Regions from separate parts of the Homo sapiens genome. Here region 1 is linked to region 2. A link is an interaction called in ENCODE POLR2A ChIA-PET data of the cell type or tissue named here. Cell type or tissue: GM12878. All regions are shown on one strand.

Region 1 (8,000 bases), 160 kb before region 2:
ACTACCTATTTGGAACTAAGGGATAAATGGATGACTACTGTTCCCAGTTAGATACTCTGAGCATGAAGGAGCTGATATCTTAAGTACTTCAAATTATTTTATGGAACACTCCTGGGCCTCAGCAAACGAATCAGGAAGATTTGATAAAGGCAAGTCCTCACTATGCATCAAATCTTGCTCCTCCTGCGTGTCCTCCATGAATCACTGTCAACTATTCTAGCCGATTATTGATCTTCCCATTTTACAATGTCTTAAAAGGCACTTCAAAAATCCCCTATAAAACATTTAACCCTTTGTCCTACACTATCTTATACTGTTCTGTTTGTTTGAAGTACGTTATTGTTCTTTTAGCAATATTGGAAGATGCCTGAGTATATAAATCATATTTTCTAGAACTAAGACCACTTCAAAATCATTCAAATTCAAGGCTGGAAGCATTGTAGTTATTCAAAAATAATGTAGAAAAATCATAGTGCATAATGGAAAGAAAATGGGCAGTCATATAGACAAAAATGTAAGCCCTTCTTCCATCCATTAACCATACGAATTTGAGAAAGTTTAATTGTAAACGTTGTGAGAATCAAAGAAGATGATAGCACAAAGACACCTAGTGAGATTTCGTAGCTACAAACTGAATAAATGAGTGAATGAAAGAATTTCCATGAAAAGATATAAAATATGCTAAAGAATGTGCCAGATCAGAAAAAAAAAGAAATATAAAAGAGTTGAAACAGCCAGAATCTTCAAAGGCCAGAAGTAGGTGAGAACACAGCATATTGTGAAACTGGCCGGTGGTCAGTTTAACTCAAAGTTAGAGTAAAAGAGTGGCAGACAGGACTTCCACTTTTGGCCAAGGTAGACTAATAGAGACCAGATGTACCCTCCTGCCTGAATAAAATAATTAGACTAAATGTATGAAACAATATTTTCAAAACACTGGATATAAGCAATGAAGGACAATGATCCCTAAGATATGGGAAGCATATGAAGCAAGTATTATTTTGTCCAGGCTTAGGTCGTTAGTGAGTTTACATGCCTCACAGCCAGGAGAGAGAACTCTAGCAGAGTCCAACAAACTCCCTAAGTTGAGGACACAGGGCTGAGGGTCTGAGAAAACCACAATGGCTAGAGTTAGCAGGATAGAGTACTGGAGAAGTAAGTGCTGCATTGAGCAAGAACTACAAATATTTGTAGAGGGTCTTGCTGGAATCGTCAGCAGAGTTTATAGATCACCACATTCGTGTTAGAAAATAATCTAAAGCCAGGGAAAGAATCATCCAAAAAGGATTAAAGAGAGTAGTACCCAGCACTCATGTAAGGCCAGGAACATTGCTTGTTCCCACCAGCCAGACTGGAAAACCTCAAAATTCACATGGCATTGGTAAGAACACTCAGAAGGGTCTTGCCTCAGAAGTGGAGAATAATTTGGCATAGACAATGCAACACTCTGGTCCCACCTAACAAACTTTAAAAGCAAAACCCAAAGGATTAAACAGTTTCCAAGTAACATAACTGCATCCAAAAACAAAGCTCAAGAACAAAGGTAAAATTCAACAGTCTGGAATTCAATAAAACATTAGTCCTGCCCAGAAGAATTCAAAACTATTTATGTATACACTCCACCCTCAAGGAGGGTGCTCCCCACTCCTTACACATGGACTATGCATAGTGACTTCCTTCAAAACAGCACAGTATGAAAATGAGGGGAAAGATTACTTTACAGTGGAGAAATGTGACAAGCATTATCTCAGGCAGGTGATCAAGGATAACATCAATAGTAATAAATCATGTCAGTAATAGGTATCCTTGATATGATGTGATGACACCAGCAGTTTTCCTCTCAAAAACAGAAAATCCCAGTGTAATCATGAGAAAAACATCAGAAAAATGTCAGTTGAGGGACATTCTACAAAATACCTGACTTGTACTCCTCAAACCTATCAAGGTCATCAAAAACAGGAAAAGTCTGAGAAACTGTCATAGCCAAAAACAGCCTAAGGTCATGTGACTGCTGAATGTGATTTGGTATCCTAGATATGACTATTAGGATCAGAAAAAGACACTGTAAAAAAAATAAGGAAATCCGAATACATTATGGAATTTAGTTAGTAATAATATATCAGTATTAGTTCATTAATTATCACAAATATACAACACTAATGTAAGATGCTAACAGTAGGGTAAATTTAGTGTGGAGTATGTGGTGACTCTCTGTCCTATCTTCACCGTTTTTCTGTAAATTTAAAACTGTCCTAAAACGGGAAGGCTTTGTGAAATCAAATAGAATTGTAAAAAATTTCCAGGCATCTGAAGAAGCAGGGAAATATGACCCTCAACATGGAGAAAAAATTAAATCAATTAAAACTGCTCCATAACTAATACAGATGTTATTATTAACAGGTAAGAACACTAAAATGGTTATAATTGAATTCCACATGTTCAAAAAGCATGTAGAGGCATGGAAGACAACAAGACAGTCCTCAAATTTCCACAGTTGAAAACATCAATGTCTGAGATGAGAAATACATTGGATATAATTAATGACAAATTAGACGTTGCCGAAAAAAGGACTATTTAAGTAGAAGTTATAGAATCTCCTACAAAAGAGAGACAGAGAATTTTAGAAAATTAACAAAGTAAAAGTGAGCTGTGAGATAACTTCAAATACCCTACTATGCATGTAACTGGAGTCTTCATGAAAGGAAAGCAGAAAAAAAATTGCAAAAGTAATAGCTAAAATTTTTTCCACATTTGATGGGAAATATAATCCCATAGATACAGGAAGCTCAATAAATACAAAGCACAAAAAATGTCAAGAAAGCTGCACCAAAGCACATTACGATCAAACTGTTGAAAATCAATGATAAAGAGAAAATTTCAAAAACAGCCAGAGTGAAAAGATACATTAAGCACTGAAGAAAAGGATGGCAGATGTTCCATCAGAAACAATGCAGGCAAGAAGACAGTGAGCAACATCTTTAAAATAGTCTCACAGAAACAAAACAAAAACTTGCCAACCTAGAATTCTATATCCAGTGTGTAACTTTCAGAAATATAAACAAATACTTTTTTAGGCAACAAAAGCTGAGAGAATTTATTACAAGGAGATCTGTACTATAAGAGATATACAAGAAAATTATTTAGGCAAAAAGAAATATGATACCAGACTTGCACCTTCATAAAGACATGAAGATTTTCAAATATAATTAAAATGAATGTAAATATTTTAAAATACATTTTTCTTATCTTTAGACTTTCCAAAAAATAATTGATTTAGAGTGATTTTGGATAATGAGTAGAAAGGTCAGTGGAACAGGGGAGAGAATCCAGACAAAGATCTAGATACTTATGATAAAATAATTTTAACAGAGATACAAATTCAATTAAATGAAAAAAACCTTTTCAGCAAACAGAGCTAAACTGAACAACCATATGCAAAACAATGAATCTCACATACCTTATCTAAAAATTAACTTAAAATGGCTTATAAGCCTATGTGACAAACTACAGAATTTATAGAATAAAACACAGGAAAATATTTTTGTCTTTTGGTTAGGCAATGAGTTATTAGATGCAACAACAACAAAAAAGCACAATCTTTAAAAGAAAAATAATGACGAATTGGACTTCATCAAAATTAAAAATTTTTGCTCTTTGAAACACACTGTTGAGATTGAGAAGATGAGCCAGAGACTAGAAGTAAATGTGTGCAAAATACATGTCTAATGAAGAATTTGTATTCAGAATATATAAGGAACTTTATAAAAATAAAAATAAAATGAATAACTAAAGCCAAAAAAATTCGAACACTTCACCAAAGAAAATATAGGATGGCAAAAAACCATATGAGAAAATACTCAACACCTTTAGTCATTAAGGAAATGCAAATTTGAACACTACTCAATATCACTACTCACCTATTACAATGGCTAAAAGGAAAAAAAAAAAAAAGCTGATGAAACCAAGTGCTGGTGAGAGAGTAAAGAGCCTGAAATTCTTAGATATTTCCAGTGAGAATGTGAAATGGTACATGACTTTGGGAAGCAGATTGGAAGCTTCCTATAAAATTAAACATACATTTACTATATAACCTAGGAATCCCACTCCTAGTCATTTACCAAAATGAAACTAAAACTTAAATCTATAAAAATATGTGCATGCAAATGTTAATGATGGCTTTAGTTATAATCATCCAAAACTGGAAACAACTCCAATCTTTTTTGACATTAATGTGAATAAACTGTGGTAGAGTTATACCGTAGAATATTACTTACCAATAAAGAGGGAATAAATTACTGATAAACATAACAACATGGAAAAATCTTAAATATATTATACTAAGTGAAAGAAGCCAGTCACAAAAGGCTACAGAGTCTGAGTCCACTTACGTGACATTATGAAAAAGGCAAAGCCTAAGCCACAGAAGTCAGACTGGCATTGTCGAGGAATGTGGGTAGAAGGAGAAATTGACTACAAAAAGACACAGGGAAATCTGGAGGGGGTGGAAGTGGTGAAGCTGTTTTATATCTTGATTGTGGTGGCTACATGACTGTATGCATTTGTCAAAATTTGCAGAACTGAATGCTAAAAATGCTAATTTTACTGTCTATTGAGAAAATAGTAGCAGCATATTATGTATTTGTAGTATATGTAAAAGCAAAATGTGTAAGAACTATAGCATAAAAATGGGAAGGAAGAATTGGAAACACACTGTTATAACATTCTTAAACTACATATGAAGCAGTATAATATTCAAATTGGATTGTGATGATTGTAGAACTCGTGGAGATGGTAGAATGATAGTTACCAGAGGCTGGGAATGGTAGTGGGAGTGGGGAGAGTGGGGAGTGGTTAATGGCTACAAAATTATGTTAGATAGAATGAATAAGATCTAGTATTTGTTAGCACAACAGGGTGACTATGGTCAATAATAACTGTACATTTAAAAATAACTAAAATAGTATAATTTGATTGTAACACAAAGAAAGGATAAATGCTTGAGGTGACGAATACCCTCACTTACTCTGATGTGACCATTATGCATTGTATGCCTATATACACCTGCTATGTACCCACGAAAATTTAAAATATTTTTAAAAGAACATATATTGTAAATTTTTGGACAGTTACCAAAATTTTTTAAGAGATAGGAATAAGCCCACCATGAAGATAATATGAAATAATATAAAAGCAACTCATCCAAGAACAGGCAGAAAAAAGTGGAGCAAAGAACCGATTAAACAAATTGAAAATAATAAGCAAGAGGGTGGCTTTAAATCCAACAAATTAACAAAGACAATAAAGATAGATGGTCTGAACATACCAATTTATAAACAAAAGAAAACAAAAACAAAAACTTTCCAAGTTACAGGGTCAGTTATAGAACTCGTAGATTCAAATTAGGTTAGTAAAGTAGCAAGGACTTTTTAAAAAGCAGGTCTAAGTCAGGAGAGAATTAAACAGAAAAGGGAAATTTTCTAATAAGCCTTCATACAAGATTCTGCTTTTAAATAAGCCTAATTAGGTGAAAGCTTTGTGAAGGCAGAGCTTTGGAGGAAGCAGCTGTCCCATCATGTTTTGCCCAGATGTGGTTTGGGAATGGGGGACAGCAGACAGGAGACCAGTTTTCAACATCCAGTCAGTCCCTTGTTCCATCCCCAGCTCAACCACTGACTCACCATATAATTATGGCAATTTGCTCAGATTTACTTTCTTAAATTTTTGAAATATGCAAAATAATACTTAATCTTCACCTTACTTACTGGGAAAGGATAAGGAGAGACAGGATAGGCTCCCTAAAATATTGTGAACTTCTCAGTTCAGGAACACTTAATTACTGTTCCTTTTCAAAACCAATAAATTTTCACCTGATTTTTCTTGCTTTTTATGCAGAAGGCTAATATTAAATTATATCCTTTATAACCTATTTTCTTTTTCCAAACTAATTTTGTTAGAAAATCATGAGATTGAAAGTTACAATGTTAAGTTTGACCTTGGAAAATTCTGTGACTGAAGAGGAAGCCAAATGTCATGTATCACTACATTTTGTAAAGAAATTGATCCTTTGAAAAATAGATTGGCTTCAAAACGAATTTTTAAAAGATCTGTAAGAACCTTTTCTTGCAAAACGGAAATACACACTGATAATTTATCTTTATTTCTGTGAAGTCTACAACCCAACAGATTACCCCTTCTTGCCCAGTAGCAGGAGTGACCACACACCATCAAAGTCGGGCAGATGCTATTGATTTCTTTTTTCTTTTCTTTTTTTTTAATCCTTTAAGTTCTGGGGTGATGCTGTTGATTTCTATTCAACTATCATTTATTTATTTCTTGCTAATGGGACCCTTGATTTTTTTTTTTGGTGGGGGGCAACAATGTACACCTTCCTGACCAAAAGGTCATGAATTTTAAAGCATCATTTCTCAGAAGGAAAGCTGCTGTCAGTAGAAGAAAGGGAGCTAATTATTAGTTACACAGGACTATACTGCCCATGGTGAGAATTTTTGCATCTTGCCATGGCACATTAAAGGTCAGGAGTATTTCCTGGTCACTGTGATAACTAGAAAATATTCTCTACCATTTCCAAGTGCTCACCTACAGAGTAATGTTCTCTGTTGAGAAACCCTTGGACCAAGCTGTTTTAGTCTGTTGGGCTGCCATAGCAACCTACCATGGACAAGGTGGCTTAAATAACAAAACTTTATTTTCTCACAGTTCTGGAGGCTAGAAGTCCAAGATTAAGGTGTTGGCAGGTCTGGTTTCTTCTGCGGCCTCTCCCTTTGGCTTGCAGGTGGATGCCTCCTTGCTTTGTTCTCACATGACCATTCCTCTGGGTGCATGCACTTCTGCTATTTCTGTGTGTCCAAGTTCTCTCTTCTTTTAAGGCTACCAGTCAGATTGGATTAGGCCCCACAATGAAGGTCTCATTACCTGTTTGAAGACCCTATCTCTAAATATAGTCACATTCTGAATTACTAGTCATTAGAACTTCCACATGTGAATTTTGGGGAAACAAATTTCAGCTCATAACACAGACCAAACATTAAAATCCTGCTGCCCTTTTTTAGATACATTGACAGGTAAACTGAGACACAATAAAAAGTCTGAAGAGTTTATTTGAACAAACAGTGATTCATAAATTAGGAAGCACCAAACCAAAAGAGGTTTCAGGCTCTTTTGAAGAAGTGTAAGGGACAGGCTTTTATAGGGTGAATGTAGAAGTAAAGCAAAGACAATACCAGACTGGTTACAGTTACACAGCTCTCTTATTTGGTCTGTCCCTCTGGAAAGTCCCTTGTTATAGACCTCTAATAAGTTACTTGGCAGCTTCTCATTGGTTGAGTTTAAGATTCATTTTTCTCTAATACAAGCATTTCTTGTAAATGCTTGTAAATGCCAAATTTAACTTATGTTTGTAATCAAGTGAGGTTAAGGTTACTTTCAATTCCTAATGGTTTTGTCTGCTCAGGAATTTTCCAGGGCTGTTCTCCACCTTAAATCACTTTAACAGACATTAGACTTCCCAACCTTCTAAGGTTGAATTTAATAAAGGTCATGGGACCCAGTTCTGCCCAATGAGGTGTCAAAGGAAGTCGGCTTGGTGTGGGTGTGGGGGAGCTTATGGGAAAGCTTTTGCTTTTCTGATAAAAGGGTTATGCATGGCCAGTCTCACTCCTAGCCCTTTCTTTCAGCCTTGAATGCTGATATGATTGGTGCCTGTGACCATGAGAAAAAGATTACAGAATGGCAGAGATACCATCTTAGACCCTGACATAATTGTCATTGAAGCAATCTACCTCTGAGTGTCTTGTCACATGAGAAAAATTAGCTGTTTAAGTTTCTGTAGGTCATGTTTTCTGTCATTTGCTACTGAAAGCACTCTTAGCAGATGCAACCTGAAAATATCTGAGAAATCCTGCTCGAAGTTGTGAAATCTATAGACAGACACTTACTCATATTGTTCCCTTGTTATTCTTTTAATGTCTGTAGGTCTTTAG
Region 2 (8,000 bases):
GAACCCAGGAGACAGAGGTTGCAGTGAGCCAAGATTGCGCCACTGCACTCCAGCCTGGGTGACAGAGTGAGACTCTGTTTTAAAAAAATAAAACAACACACAAAATATTTGATACTGTTGAAACTTTTTTTGTTCTTGTCCCTTGGCTAAGGTAGAGATGTTTTATTAGGATGTTTTAATATTTCAATAGCAAACTCATATGGTAAACGAAACAAGAGGGTTAGTAAGGGAAATCATTTGGATTATATATAATAAAGAACTCTCTGGATGGTAAACATTATTGAATATAAGAAGAAAAGCTTCAAACTTTTTGGCCCTAAAAAATTTGCCCATAGGGTAAAAATAACAAAACTAGGCAAACACATTCCCTATAGGTTACAGAACAATGGAGGAATTAAAAGACAAATAAATTCCATTTCATAATATACTTGTCATACTTATGTAAAAGTTGTCATTCTTCTCACAAGCCCCTGCATCCCCCACAAAGGCAAACCTGAACAATAATTCTCATTAAAGTATACTTCCATAATCTACTATACTCAAAATGGCTGAAAAATTGGATGACTAAAATATTGAAATATTCTAAGAATTAAACAAACAGAATCACTATATTTAGCAAAATGCTCCTGTAAAATCATTGAACTATACTGAATCCCTTCAATTCCAATATTCGGAGATTCTATTATATATACAGAAGTAAGATTTCTGCTTATCATTTTTCCTCACAGTTTTTTTTCCTTCTTCCTCTACTGGATGATACCTTCAGGTGAATACATACCTTATGCTTATAAGACTATTAAACAAAAGAGATCTTAGAATGTAAGACCCAGGTACGCAGAAATCTTGTCTGTCTTGCTAACTACTTTATCCCTAGCATCTAGAGGGGGTCTGGCACATGTTAGACAAGCAATAAATATTTGCTGAGATTGAGTGAATCAAGATACATAACCCCAATCAAACAAGGCAATCTACTGGAAAATGACAGATGTACTTTTAATGCTAAGAACCAAAGCATGCTAACCTAATCTAAAAGATACATGGGAGATTAAAGTCATAGTTTTAAAAGTTTCATTTTAATATATGTAAAACAGATTGAAATCTAAGTATTTTCAGCTTCTAAAACTATTTTGCACTTGGTCTAAATTAAACAGTACAGAAGAATATACCAATACTCAGTTCCAGTCCATTCTCCAGTGATTTCTGTCTACTTTTGGATGTTTTTAAGCATTTAAAGATGGGTTTTTAAAAATATGTGGTCCACATCTTATAATCCTTATAATTCTTAAGTTTGAGAGGGTCCACACAATCACTTTATTTCATTGCCATTACTGGAAGTTTTCCCTATCTCATTTTAAAAAATTGCTTAACTGTATTTCATAATTTATTTAGCTACTTTCCCATTGACAGACATGTAAGTTTATTCTAACTTTTTTGTTGTTTTTCAAGCAATAAAATTTACAACCTGAGTGCACACCCTTCAAAAGATGTTCAAGGTACTGAAATCTGTCACATCTGCATATTGTAAATTGTGATACATATTGCCAAATTTCTTCCCAGAGAGTATACTAAGTTATCAGTCCCAACTGCAGTGTTATAGAGGATCAGTGTCTCTTGTTTTTTTTTCCTTTTAAACCGTTGCATAGTTTTCATTTTATAGTTATAATATATGTAACAGATATTTTAATATTCTAAAGCATTATATTCACAGACATTAAGATTGTTCATAATATTTGGCTATTATAATTAAGGCTGTAATGAACATCCTTCAACACAGACCTCTGTATACACGTGCTAGTATAGCTTGTGGAAATTGTATGAGCCAAAGAATATGTAGTTGGCAATGCTACCTCCAATTATAAATCAGCTTTCCATATATGCAGGAACCTGTCTTTAGGCTCTCCATCCTGTTCCCTTGAACAATTCACCTATCTCTACACAAATGTAATGCTATTTTAATTACTACAGCTTTATAATAAACCTTAATATAACATATATTGCCAATATAAAATATTTCAGAAGAATATAAATTAGTGGGCATTTGTAAGAAAACTGAGTTTAAGAAGGAAGTGACCAGACTACAGATAGTCTCATAACTCTTTTATCATAGGCACAAAATATAAGCAGAACTCAGCGGTATATTATTTTGAGACATATAAGTAGGCAAAAACCCATTTCTTTTTAAGGTAAGTAAACAATGCAATAAAAACTGAACTGAGGATAGTTGTATTTGGAGGATGAATCTGGCAGGATGAGATACGTAATTCAGTTTGGAGGTGGCTTCATGGGTGTTTGTTTTACTATTATGCTTCATAACTTGTGTACATATAACATATGTGCTAGCTTTAACAATTCAAAATCCTTCACAAATCGCCCAGAACAATCAGGAGATACATTAAAAACAAATATGACTTAATATCTTAGAATTTTTAGAAGCTAGATAAATGAGAAACTTTTCTCCTTTTGAGGGAATATAGTACAATTTCACAATGTGTAACAAGCATTCAACCTCTGTTGCTAAGTAACAATAATCTGAATTTGTGCATTCAAAAGGAGTATTTCTGTAATTTTTTAAGAGGATATATATATAAGGACAAAAAAAGTTTGATAGATTTCTGTTTAAACACACCACACGCTTCTCTTGCTTGTGTTAGATGTCACCAAGGAATTACTGACTATAAGATGGTAGGCATGAAGGTTTTGGTTTTAGGCAGCTGCCAAGGCTCACTTCACATCTTTACCACTCCCTCCCCAGAGCACTCTGAAAGTAAGAATCCTTTAAATAAACAGGAGCACAATACTTTAAGAAGCAACAAGGCGAACCGATACTGTATGAGGAGGAAAACAGAGATTGGGCCATCACAAAGCTGAGCTTCCACTTTTGTGGGTCCTTCTTGGGCATAGTACATAGATCATGGCTGTGGGATGGAACACATACAACCTTTCTCTTATAAGGATGTTGAATTCCTCTCTTTGAAACAAATACATCAAACTGATGTTCTTGGCAAATTCCTGAATTTCAACAGTTACTGTTTTATTAGGCATGACCTTCTTATCCTTTATTGAGGCGAGAAGAATTTTGGCAAAATATTCACCTTTTTTGCTCCTTAAGGTATGGGACTTAGTTCTGTATTTGTGGCTTTCATTTCAAAGTGAATCAAAGATTTGTATTCTGTGACATAGTAATGAAAAATATTATGTCCAGAGTAGTGGTGGCAAATATTTTTTTGATATGGGGTTAAAAATCTCTTCATAATAGAGTAGCTCTAACCGATTTGTTTTCTCTTCCATTTTCTGTTGCTTTAATTTCTATTCAGCTCTTACACATATCTGAAAAATCTGGAAATTCTGAAGTTTCTGAAATAGACAACTAGGCTTCAGTTTGCTGGTATAACTGCTGAAAGCCTTTTAGAAGCATACTACTTACTAAAATTTTTAATTTTATTAAGCTTGTGGGGGGAAATAGCATGTCTTCTTAATAATTTCATGTATTAGATTTACCCTTTCATGAGTGTTTCATGCCATTGCAAAAGTAAAAGAAAAATAAAACATCTCTTGACCTTAGCTTTTTATTTGCCAGTCATTAAAATGCAATATGATGGTGAATTTACATTGGTCTAAAGTGCAACATTCAAAGTCAATTACAAACACATCTGGCTTATTTTAATTGGACTGTTTATTAAGAAGACTGTTCACATCCAAAAAGATATAATTCATTGTTTTGAAATATATATATGTGTGTATGTGTATGTGTGTGTGTGTGTCAAATACACATAGTACTAATTGCACTTTCAATGTTTTGAGCTTCTACCAACAAAATACACTAAGAAATGTGAACATGTTACATCTACCTTTATCAATGTTACTTTTCCAACTTACACTCCTACATATTTTAAATTAATGCTTAAAAATGACTTCATTTTTCCAAAGAGCTAGGATGGCTATCCAGCAAATCCACTCATGGGTAAAGTGACTAGAGAAGACCACTTAGAGAAGGTGGTAATTAAGAGACTTGAAAAGAGACAAGAAGGGAGCTATCTAAAAACATGGGGAAAGAAATTCTCAAGGTAGCTGGAAACACAAGGAAAAAACTCCAAAAGGGGGGTGCAGACTTGGTTTGATGGAGAACTGGTAAGAAATCCATTAAGATTGGAGCAAAATTACCAAGGAGGAGACTGGTAGGGGAGGAGATCAGAGAAGTAGATGGAGGCCAGAGCATAAAGGGCCCTAAAGGTTTGCAGTTTGATGGGAAGACATTGGAGAGTTTTCAGCAGGAGTATGACCATGCTTTGTTTGAAAAATATCGTACAAATTATTACGTGGAAAACAGACTGTAGCGGGACAAGAGTGGAAGAAGAAAAGCCAGCTAGGAGACTTTCAGTCTGGAAAAGATATAAATTTGACCAGAATATTGGCAATGGTGGCTTAAGAACAGTTCAGGTTTAGGATTTTAAGACAGGACCAACTTGAGTTGCTGATGGATTGGAAGTATAGATGAAAGGAAAAGAGAAATAAAAGGCGATTCTTTGAATAATAGTGTCCTATCCTGAGATATGATAGACTGGAGCTGGAGTGAGTTGGCCAGAGGAAAACTGTTTTGTTTCAGACATGATAAATTTGTCTAATCTCATCAGACATGTTGGAGATGTCAGATATAGGGGTCTGCAGTTCAGGGGAGATATCAGGCCTTGAAATAAAAACGTGGACGTCATCTCCATATAGAAGGCATTTAAAGCACAGATAAAAATATTTAGGGAATGAAAGTGGATAAAAGAGAAAAGGTTACAGGACTAAGTCCTGGGACACTCGGGGATGTCCAAGGAAGAGAATACAGTCATGGGTTCTTAGTTTCTGTTTCTGATTGGGCCAGTAAAGTCCCTTCCCCATCGCTCTTTTCTGCTTATCACTAGAAACAGAAACTAAAAACCACGGCTTCAAGCTGCTAAAAACCTAAAGCAAAACAAAACAGAACAAAAACAACAAAATAAGGCGGGTTGCACAAGCTTGCTAGCACATGATCTTGTAAGAGAACAGTGGGATATTCGATTCAACAGATAATTATTGTAATGGGTTGAATTGTGTCCCCCAAAAAGATATGTTCAAGTCCTACCCCCACACTTGTGAATGTGAGCTTATTTGGAAATAGGGTTTTTGCTGATGTAATTAAGATGTAAACTGAGATGGGCTCTTACTGGATTAGGGTAGGGCTTCAATCCAATCACTAGTGTCTTTACACGAAGAGAAACAGAGACACAGATACAAAGGAGAAGTCTATGTGAAGATGGAGGCCGAATCACTAGAAGCTAAGACAGAGGCATGGAACAGACTTCCTTAGAGCCTTTGAGAGCATGGCCCTGATGACATCTTGATTTGGGGCTTCTGGCCTACAGAATTGTGAGAAAATAAATTTATCTTGTTTCAAGCCCCTCAGTTTGTTGTAAATTGCCACAGTAGCCCTAGGAAACAAACAGTTATTTTCCAGATTGTTAAGGTCCTCATATATCAGAGTAGTGTTTCTTACAACGTGTTCCACAAAATGCCATTTCTGTACAGCATGTGTCCTGCTTATTAAAAATAAAAAAAATACCTTTAAGTCAAGTAAGTTTGGGAAATGGAGGATTAAAAATGTTCACTTTCTATGAACTTCTCAGAATCACTGAAAGAGACTCTGAACCAATTTCAGGATAATAGTTTTATATAAAATACATGTTAAGAATAATTTGGACTCTAAAATATTCAACATAATCTGGCCAGTGGTTTGAACTAACGCAGTGCTGGGTGCCTTAACTTTGAACGTCAGAAAATTTAGGCCTAACCTCTTCACCACAACATTCAAAGCCATCATTCGCATTCCATGAAGACTTCAAATCAGAGTTCCTGTCTCCTATTCTTTGAGAATACTTCTTGACTTTAGAGTATATTCCACATCTATCTATTTAGATAGTTCAAAAATGTCAACATATAAAGAAGCTGTGTAACTTCCCAGCATGCACAAGATGAATTACAGATGCTCTTTTAGAGCATGAAAAATGGGTATAAAGAGTCTTAAAACCTTTTGACCACAACTAAAGAACTATTTTTTTCTTTTGTTTTAAAGATGCCTGGTAAGTAAATTCTCTGTTTTGAGTCATCTAAAGTAAGTTCATCGTATTTGCATAGTTCTGTCTTTTTACCCCAAACTACCAAATAATCCACTGGGAAATGGAAATACTCATTTTTGCTCTTCAAGAAATCATCTGGGCAGAATCTACTATAACTTTCCATATGTAAAGTTTAATGAATTTGAAAAGAAAATAATTCTGGTAACAACTGTTTCCAACAATTTCCAAAGAAAATCTAAAAATTTCCAAAACAACTTAAAAAACAAAAGCCATAGATTTAGAATTTTAGAGAAAAGCAAAGGTGGATAATATTGTATAGTAGCTGCACAGAAATCCTATCTTGGGGTTCTGATCCATAAGGCTATATTTACATATTAATAAATATGTTCCACATCCTACTTTATAGAGTTCAATGGTAAATAAACAATTTATCTCAAATATAAGATGAATTGATTCCGGCAAGGCAGGCTAACTTATCTTAATATAACAGGCCACATAAAGTTTTTCAACCTAATTTGATTACATGCTCCAAAACAATGAAAAACCTTTTCCTATATCTTTTTTTTCAAGATCATGATATAATAAAAATATTACAATCTGTTGGATAGTCTTTTCTAAATTAAATTAACATAGGGATCCCAAATATATCATTTAGGTTACTGCTGAAGTAACAAACACAACTTCTGCTGTATTTTTATCAATTCAACTTTTATAGATTTTAGCAATCCTATTGTTTCAATCTAAAGAACAATATCTGTCAATTACTATGTATCCTTCCTTTTGTTTTGACCTTTAACAATTTAAACCTAATATTAGCAGAAGTTAGATGACCTTTAAGTTCTTGTCTTCCTATACTATCTTTAAATTCTCAAATGATTGATATTTCACTTTGTGTTTCAATCTACAGAAACAAGCAAGAGAGACTGTCCACAAGTCTTATTCTTTTCTTTGCACACACATATGGAAACTTACTTTATATTACATGACAAATAATCCTATAATGCTAGATTAAGTCTGACCTTTTCTTGTTTTAACTGTTAATACTTGTTGATTGGTAGTACTTGCTCCCTGCTATGCACAGGTGACCTCTTTATGTGCTGTATTAGTTATCTATCGGTGTGCAACAAAGCATCCCAAAACCTAGTGGCTTAAAATGAAAAGCAACAAATATTTATCATCTCACAGTTTCTATGGGTCAAGAAACTGGGCACTGTTACAGGAGTGCCTCTGGGTCATGTTCTTTACTGAAGTTGTAATCAAGTTGTAGGCTAGGACTCTAGTCATCTCAAAGTTCAACTGGGGAAGGATCTGCTTCCAAACCCACTCAGTAGCTGTTGAGAGGCCTCAAAATATCCAGCTCCAATCTAGCCCATGTGAGCCTCTCCATAAGGCTGCCTAATGAGATGGCAGCTGGTTTCCCCCAAAATAAGCAATCCAAGAGAATATGAAAGAAAGCAAGAGTGCACCATGAGAGTGAGAGAGCACTCAAGACAGAAGCCACAATCTTTTAATAGCCCAATCTCACTCAGTCCAGCCGAGACTCAAAGGCAGGGGATTAATAAGGACAAAGTACCATTGGAGACATCTACAATGTATTATCAAATTTTTATTCTCTTGGTAACTGTATGAATGAAGCCACTAAGGCTTAGCGAAGTTATGACTTGCCCAAGTAGCAGGGCTAGGACTGAAATCCAGGTGCATATGACACCCAAATCTATTCTTTAAACCACAATACTACGCTGCCTTCTCAGATAAGAACTTCAGTTATGGCTAGAGGCCTTGGCACAATATCTGTTTTGCTGTAAATATGCAGGAGTTTCTTGCATTGCATTACACTAATGCAAAAACCTGTCAAGGTGCCAAAAGCCCTGTAGATGCAGTCATTAAACCATGTAATTATCT

The links. ChIA-PET counts read pairs that join two places held together with the same protein. Peaks named below come from ENCODE experiments on the same cell type or tissue, not always from the same donor. Only the 100,000 strongest peaks of a DNase experiment are listed, where the experiment ranks them.
Region 1: POLR2A ChIA-PET joins it to region 2 with 7 read pairs; 2 of 35 experiments call an interaction of 5 or more read pairs at or near these places.

The regions. Positions count from the first base shown.
Region 1 is chr12:28,698,500-28,706,499 of GRCh38, reverse strand. No RefSeq gene overlaps it. Among named protein-coding and RNA genes, the nearest start is that of FAR2, 450 kb to the left of the region's middle. In GM12878, no CTCF peak of the experiment used is centred here; no DNase peak of the experiment used is centred here.
Region 2 is chr12:28,540,369-28,548,368 of GRCh38, reverse strand. The region is part of intron 12 of CCDC91 (coiled-coil domain containing 91); the gene reads right to left. Among named protein-coding and RNA genes, the nearest start is that of CCDC91, 350 kb to the right of the region's middle. In GM12878, no CTCF peak of the experiment used is centred here; DNase peaks (open chromatin) are centred at 4,958 and 5,195; H3K27ac peaks cover 672 bases.